Linked DNA regions of Homo sapiens: all the other regions are linked to region 2. A link is a loop called in an ENCODE intact Hi-C map of the cell type or tissue named here. Cell type or tissue: heart left ventricle. All regions are shown on one strand.

Evidence for each region. A loop is a pair of places that touch in the nucleus more often than their neighbours do. Peaks named below come from ENCODE experiments on the same cell type or tissue, not always from the same donor. Only the 100,000 strongest peaks of a DNase experiment are listed, where the experiment ranks them.
Region 1: it touches region 2 in a loop (2.8-fold over the local background); 6 of 110 quality-filtered maps call a loop at or near these places.
Region 3: a loop joins it to region 2, with 2.1 times the contacts of the local background. A loop is called at or near these places in 4 of 110 quality-filtered maps.

The regions. Positions count from the first base shown.
Region 1 is chr2:99,694,573-99,697,072 of GRCh38, forward strand. All of the region lies in intron 11 of AFF3 (ALF transcription elongation factor 3), which reads right to left. All of the region lies in intron 1 of LOC105373504 (a long non-coding RNA gene), which reads left to right. Among named protein-coding and RNA genes, the nearest start is that of REV1, 210 kb to the left of the region's middle. In heart left ventricle, no CTCF peak of the experiment used is centred here; a DNase peak (open chromatin) is centred at 1,034; H3K27ac peaks cover 691 bases.
Region 2 is chr2:99,635,479-99,637,978 of GRCh38, forward strand. The region is part of intron 13 of AFF3 (ALF transcription elongation factor 3); the gene reads right to left. Among named protein-coding and RNA genes, the nearest start is that of REV1, 150 kb to the left of the region's middle. In heart left ventricle, a CTCF peak has its summit at 1,160; DNase peaks (open chromatin) are centred at 863 and 1,263; H3K27ac peaks cover 2,305 bases.
Region 3 is chr2:99,711,080-99,713,579 of GRCh38, forward strand. The region is part of intron 11 of AFF3 (ALF transcription elongation factor 3); the gene reads right to left. Among named protein-coding and RNA genes, the nearest start is that of REV1, 220 kb to the left of the region's middle. In heart left ventricle, no CTCF peak of the experiment used is centred here; no DNase peak of the experiment used is centred here; H3K27ac peaks cover 881 bases.

The DNA of each region.
Region 1 (2,500 bases), 59 kb after region 2:
CCACACGCTGAATCATTCTCTAGAACAATGTTCTCTAACAGAAATATGTGAGTCGCTATGTAGTTTTAAATTTTCTAGGAGCTATGTTAAAAAAGCCAACAAAAACAAAAACAAAAACAAAAACCCAACGAATTTTTTTGTTTGTTTGTTTTGAGACGGAGTCTTGCTCTGTCACTCAGGCTGGAGTACAGCGGTACATTCTTGGCTCACTGAAACCTCAGCCTCCTGGGTTCAAGCGACTCTCCTGACTCAGCCTCCTAAGTAGCTGGGATTACAGGCGCGTGCCACATCCTGGCTAATTTTTGTATTTTTAGTAGAGACAGGGTTTCACTATGTTCGTCGGGCTAGTCTCAAAATCCTGACCTCGTGATCCACCCATATTGGCCTCCCAGAGTGCTGAGATTACAGGTGTGAGCCACTGTGCCTGGAGTTAATTTTAATAATGATTTAATTATTAATTTAAATAATATAATTAGTAAATTTTAATAATATATTTCACTCAATCCAATATGTTGTCCAAATACTGCCATTTAAACATATGAAAATTACTTATGATACTGCTTACATTATTTTAGTGCAAAGTGTTCACAATCATCTGTGTATTTCATACTTAAGCCTACCTCAGCTCAGACTCCCCATTTCAAGTGTTTGACAGCCGCGTGTGCCTGGTAGTTCCTGGAGTGGACAGCACCAGTGGCCCTGGCTGGGCCAGTCCTTCGTATCTTGGGTGTTTCTGGCCCCACGCTCAGTTCTTCACTGGGCGAGTCTCCCAGGGTGGGACCCTCATATACTCAAGGACTTCACTGCTGACAGCTTGATTCATTTAATTCATTAGCTTCCCAACAACCAGGGGATATACTGCTGGCTCCTACATCTATGGGCACACGTGTATTCTTTTTAGTCGGGTCTCTTGAAATAGCCTGGAAATGTGCCCTTAAACTGCAGGGGAAAAAAATCTGGGAAATGCCTTTTCCTGTAAAAGCTCTGATTTTACATGCATGCCCACAGCCACCACAGTCAGGGCTGCCACACAGGACAGACAGGGAGGGGCCGCCCTTCCCTACTTTGCTGTGTTATAAATGAACATGTTCAGTTCCAACAACCTTAATAAGCAGAAGATTTCTCAAATGCACAACACAGTACTCCATTTCTACTTTTTTATTGGTAAGCGATGGGATTTCATTTGTAATGTATAATTCTGAGAACTCGTGGGCACTTACAAGCACTTTAATGCTCTAAGATGATTGAGGTGATGAAGAGACTGCAATAAAATATCTCTGAAACCAAAGATGATCAATCACAGGGTCGTTTTCCCTAGCCAGAGAGCTCTCTAGAATCTATGAAAAGATTACTTACTGGAAAAATGAAAAAAAAAAAAAAAAAAAAAACCAAAAGAAAAAACCAAAAAAAAAAAAACTAAAAACAAAGCCCCAACCACTCCAACAGGGCTCTTTAACTGAACATTAGTCATCCCTTTCCCAAGAAAGACATTCACTCCTCACAGCCTGACAGCCTCAGACAACAGTTAGCTGTCCAAACCCATTCAGACAAAATTGATTATTTTTTTTTTTCATGAGGGGTGCAGATAAAATTCTCAAATGAATTGCCTGAGAAGTCAGTTTGACATAATATCCCATAAAATCTTTGCTGCTTGGAAGAACTATAAAAAGTTTCATTAACATAGAGCTTCATTCCACTCCAACTCTTTGCACCAACTTCATGGCACGTTAGAGCATCAAGGCTCAGGTGATTTACACACAGGGAGCAGAAATCATTGCATCTCAGCCAAAGAGTGTGCAATTTTAAGTCGGTTTATCTAACACTTCTATTACTCAAACTCTGCATTTAATATTTGCAAAAGGTCTAATGCAGGGTGTGCATCGGCATCCTACACAGTTATATCTGCACCCATGTGGTTTTCTACGAAGAGAAGAGAATCAGGTCAAACTTATTATTACACTTGTATTGCTCTTTCTTCCTTCTGTATTAGACATGGTCTCTGGAAGCCCAGAGCATGGACTAACAAGCTCTGCCACATCTTATAGCACAGCATGTGCTTTCTAACTATGTAATAATGAAATTCTTTTTTTTTTTTCTTCTTTGAGTCAGGCTCTTAATTTGTTGCCCAGGCTGGAGTGCAGTGGCTCACTGCAGCCTCAAACTCCTGGGCTAAAGCGATCCTCCCGCCATAGCCTAGTGTAGCTAGGACTACAGGCACGCGCCACCATGCCCAGCTAATTTTAAAATTTTTTTTGTAGAGATGGAGTCTTGCTATGTTGCCCAGCTTGGTCACCAACTCCTGGCTTCAAGTGATCCTGCTACCTTGGCGTCCCAAAGCACTGAGGTTACAGATGTGAACCAGCATGCCTGGCCTGATGAAATTCTTGATGGCTATAGGCAGGGACCTGCCAGCCTTGCAGTTTCCTTTGCTTTCCTCTTCTATCACCCATTTCTTTCTAAGGGAGTGAGGCCCTTGTCATACCCTGAACGTTTTGAAGGC
Region 2 (2,500 bases):
TTCTGCAGAGATGAGGTCTTGCCATGGCACCCAGGCTGGTCTCAAACTCCTAGACTCAAGCGATCCTCCCACCTTGGCCTTCCAAAGTACAGGGATTACAGGTGTGAGCTACCACATCTGGCCAATTTTGTTCTATTTCAAGGGCACTCAGGTTGATGGAAGAGGGATCTCTCAGGCATCTAGCTCCATCTGCCAGGCCCTCCCTGCTGAAGGCCACAATGCCACCCCTAAACCTGGCTCTACCCCCTACTGTGTTCATTAACCTTGGGCAAGTGGCTCCATCTCTCTAGGCTTCAGTTTCCCCACATGTAAAATAAGGATACTGACATTTGTCCCCTGGGCTGTCTGGGGATGAAATGGGATGATGGCAGCAAGTCCCCAGCACAGGGCCTGGGGCAGCAAGCATGCAACCCTGAGAGACTACGAGGTCACATACGCCCCCCACATCTGCCAGGACCACATGCCTTTGCCAGAGAGGGGCAGGTTATCATCTGGCTTGGTGGGAACCTTCCAACAACAGCGAAGGCCATGACCACAGTCCTTCTGTAATTCCATTAAATAGTTTAGTGGCTGGGGCCATGATTCAAAGAGAACCTGGACCTCCTTCACGTAGTCCCTCAGATGACTACACCTTAATTTGCTGTGCTTGCATTGGGTCCATGGTTATTTTTCTTGGCTTCTTAGCACCAGCATTAGCCAGGCTGAATAGGGGTTTCTGTCTCCAAAGTAAGATGAGGAACTGTGGCCTAATGTGGCTCCCTGACTCACTGGCTGGGAACAGGGTGAACAGGGCCACAGGGAGGCCATGTGGGGAGCTGCCAGGGCTTCAGACTCTTGGCCTGGGCTGGGCTTCATCGAGGCCCTGTCCAGTCGGCTGGATTGGGGCCAGTGAGCAGGCTTACTTTGTCTGTGAAATAGAAAAAGGGGCCATGGACTCACCCTTCACAAGCAGTTGGTTCACTTCAACATTTTAATGGAACCGACCTGAAATTAATGAGCACTGTCACACTGAGTAAATACTGCCTCTCGGGATGAGAGCGGCAATGGGTAGAAGGCAGTGTGACAATTCAAACCCAAGGCCACGGACAATTACATAGAGGAAGTCTGTTCAGAATTTGGCGGATCGAATGGCTGTCCCCAAATAACAGGCATGCAGATGGCTGGAGTCTGATGCTGCCTGGCGAGGGCAGAGGCAGATGCTGCATTCTGAGGGCCAGCAAGAGGACACGACGTGGCAGTGGGCCAGCCAGCCACAGCCGGGAGCCAGCACAGGAAAGGGAGTTGGACGGAGTCAGAAGGTCAGGCCGCCCCAGTGAACAGGGAGCACATTAACCTTTCCAAAGCCACGGGGGAGCTTATCAGGCTCCAAAATGCAGTCATCAAAGGCCAGCCAGCCCAGTGCAGCCAAGGCTGGCCCGGGGCTACCTCTGGGAGCAGGTCACGGGGCGGCAGCCTGTGAGCGGAGGTGAGGGCAGGCCCTGTGCCCAGAGTGAGCAGCTGCAGGGTGGTGTGCTCCAGCTGGCTCTGGGAGTCCCAGGCTGGAGAGTGGAATGGTCAGGGTGGGACTGTTCCAGGGGTGGGAAAAGGGGGGAAATGGAGAGGACGGGAGTGGGTAGAGGGTGCTGGCCTGAAGGGCTCTTAAAGCCAGAGAGAACAGACTCCATGGGCTTTGGCCAGTTTTCTTTACTAAAAGGAGATGAAAAACAGAACAAAACAAAACAGATTTGATATCATGACTTTAACTCCCATGAAAAGTAGTTAAGTAGTTTGGTTTTAAACAAAGCAAAACAAAGCAAAACACCTCAGTCTATCTATTGGCTTTAAAACCACCCACTCATCACAGATGCTTTTGCGGCACGGCCTCCGCCCACTGCAGGCACAGGCATGAGTGATGAAGACAGTGGCACCTGTGTTCAGAAACACATACGGGCACTGAAATGCATCTTTTTTGAATCTTTTTTTCTCCCTGTCACATATATCATTTGTTGCGTTTGGATTGCTTTTGAGGTCAGATCTGGCTCAATGAGAATGGGGACGACATATGCAAAATTAAAAAGGGGGGACTACCAGGTGTACCTTCACATGGCATCAGTGTAAACATTCTAACAGAACCGACCACCAATTAACCAATCACCAACCAACACATTCCATGCAGACAGCAAGTGCTTAATTTAATCTAAGTACATTCAAGAAGGAACAGGTGTACTTCTACTTCAGAAATAGATATTTTAAAAAAAGAAGTAGGGTAGACAGCAGTGACAAACACTGAAAACTATGCTAATTAAGTCTTCTCTCTCTTAATTCCAACTATGAGACGTCATGCGTATTGGATACTTAAAATTTTTTTGGATGTAAATTTAAATATAAGTTAAATGAACCATTATGCATTAGATACACAGTGTTATGTTGTCCTTGGTCTAGAAGGGACAGCTACATTGGCATTCAAAAGGAGTGTGACATAGTGACAAAGACTCAAGTAAAAATAATTTATAGCTTAGTG
Region 3 (2,500 bases), 76 kb after region 2:
TCAAGATGCAATTCTCTTGACAGTAGGGAGGGAGGGCAGATATTAAGGGCTTTTAGGGAAATACCAGCCCTTTCTTCAGAAATGGGGTTTCTTCCTTAACATCTCTCCCGTTTCATGTGCCCTCTGTGCCAGGCCGCGTGTGGTGTCTCCAAGAGGATCTGGAGCAGGCGGACCCAGTCGGAATCTTGGCTCTGCGGCTCATGACTGCAAACCCCTCCAGGAGCCAACTCACTTCTCTGAGACCTCGTTTTTCTCTTCTGTAATATGAGATGTAATAATGTAATAATACATCTCATTGGATTGTTATGAGGATTAAATGAGACAACATGTCCAGTAGACTGCCTGGTACAAAATAGGCATCTAAGGCATGCCAAGTATCTTTATGGTCCCAGGCTGCCTGAGAAGGGGTCAGCATTAGAGGCATGCGGGTGCAAAGAGAACCTGCGATCTAGGGGTGGAAGGTGGGCGGGCTTCAGTGTGCAAATATGCAAGCTTGGCATTTAGGAGGTTTTACATCTCAACTAGAATCCAAGGAAGAGGGAGAACAAATCCAGCTGATGGTATTTCTGAAAGAAGACGCACAGCGAATGTATGTGTTCCAGCCATCCTTTGTAGTATCCTGCATTCCTTCATTTATTCATACTGTACTTGCTTATTGAATAAGTACTATGTTCTCAATGCTAGAAACACTTCAACACAAGAGCATGAAGATTCATTAAAGATAACATTGGGAGGAAGCACAGGCAGTCTGTTAATGTCAGGCAATATTTATTGATTGCTTGCTGCAGTCAATAAATATGGTAATACCAGCCACAATCTCCCACAGCCCGGGCGACTCCTCAGAAAAACGTTGGCACCTGTTAAAGCCACAGTGAGTATGGAGTAGCTGAAGTTTCTTAACTCATGTCTCTGTGGACTGAAGAGCTCATTGCAAAAGGGCCAAACTCGCTTCCAGAGACTGTTCCCCACCTTAATCATAACTGAAGTAAACCATTGCTTATGTGGTCTAACTGGAGTCACTGAAAACTTCCCTTCTCCCATGACATATATTCCAAATGCCTACTTGTTGAACCTATGAATGGGTCCTAAAATATTCTGGGTTGTCAGTTCTTTGGGTTAAAACTTTCCTAGGTCCTACTGGAATGCTCTTGGGTTCTCCAAGGGGAATACTTCAGGGAGCCATATATTCTAGTCGCCTCTTGGCAGCGTGCACCAGAGGAAAGGCCTGTGTAGGAAGACACTCACTGGCTGAGCTCTTTCAGCCTCAGTTTCCTCATCTGTAAATTGAGGAAAGACGAGCCCAGCTTTCAGAGCTACTGGGAAGACTGAAGAGATCATTTACACAAAGTGACTAGGCCAGGGCTAGAAACATGGCAGGGGCCCAGTGCATGCCATTTCCTTCTCCTTCCTCACTCCTTTGGCACAAAGCATCTCAGAAGTTGGTCAGTAACCTCTACTGTGTTTTGTGAACAGGGGCTGACAAAAGTGAACATGTGCAATTGTGACCTGCATTTAAAAAGATGAGGAATAGAAAATGTCAGAGTAATGGTAGGTGATCTTTGCGACACTTTTGCTTCAGTACACACATTCACAAAGGATACGGTATAAAATGTACTTCTGACTGTGTAGGTTATAGTCATAAAGTTTTGAGGTGGGTATATACCCCCAAAAATTAAGAACAGGGGCTCAAAGAGATAATGTAAACCCACGTTCCTGGCAGCCTTATTCACAATGGCCAAAAGGTGGAGCCAACCCAAGTGTCCATTGACGGATAAATGGATAAACAAAATGTGGTCTGTACATATAATGGAATATTACTCAGCCTTAAAAAGGAAGAAAATTCTGACACATGCTGCAACATGGATGAACCCTGTGGACATTACACTTTGGAAAATAAGCCAGACACGCAAGGACAAATACTGTATGATTCCACTTATATGAGGTCCCCAGAGTAGTCAAATGTAAAGAGACAGCAATGGTGATTACCAGAAATGGGGAGGAGCAGGGAACAGGGAGTTATTGTTTAATGGGCACAGAGTTTCAGTTTGGGAAGATAAAAAGAGTTCTAAGGAGAGGGTGGTGACGGCCGCTCAACATGTAAATGTATTAATCCTTGATGCCACTGAACTGCACACTTGAAAATGGTTAAGATGGTACATTTTATGTTATGTGTATTCTGCCAGAGTTAATTTTTTTTTTTTTTTTTTTGAGACAGAGTCTCGCTCTGTCGCTAGGCTGCAGTGCAGTGGCACAATCTCGGCTCACTGCAACCTCTGACTCCCTGGTTCAAGCGATTCTCCTGCCTCAGCCTCCCGAGTAGCTGGGATTACAGGCACGTGCCACCACGCTCAGCTAATTTTTGTATTTTTAGTAGAGATGGGGTTTCACCCTGTTGGCCAGGTTGGTCTCAATCTCCTGACCTCATGATCCGCCCGCCTCAGCCTCCCAAAGTGCTAGGATTACAGACAATTAAAATTTTAAAAAATTAAATTAAAAAATA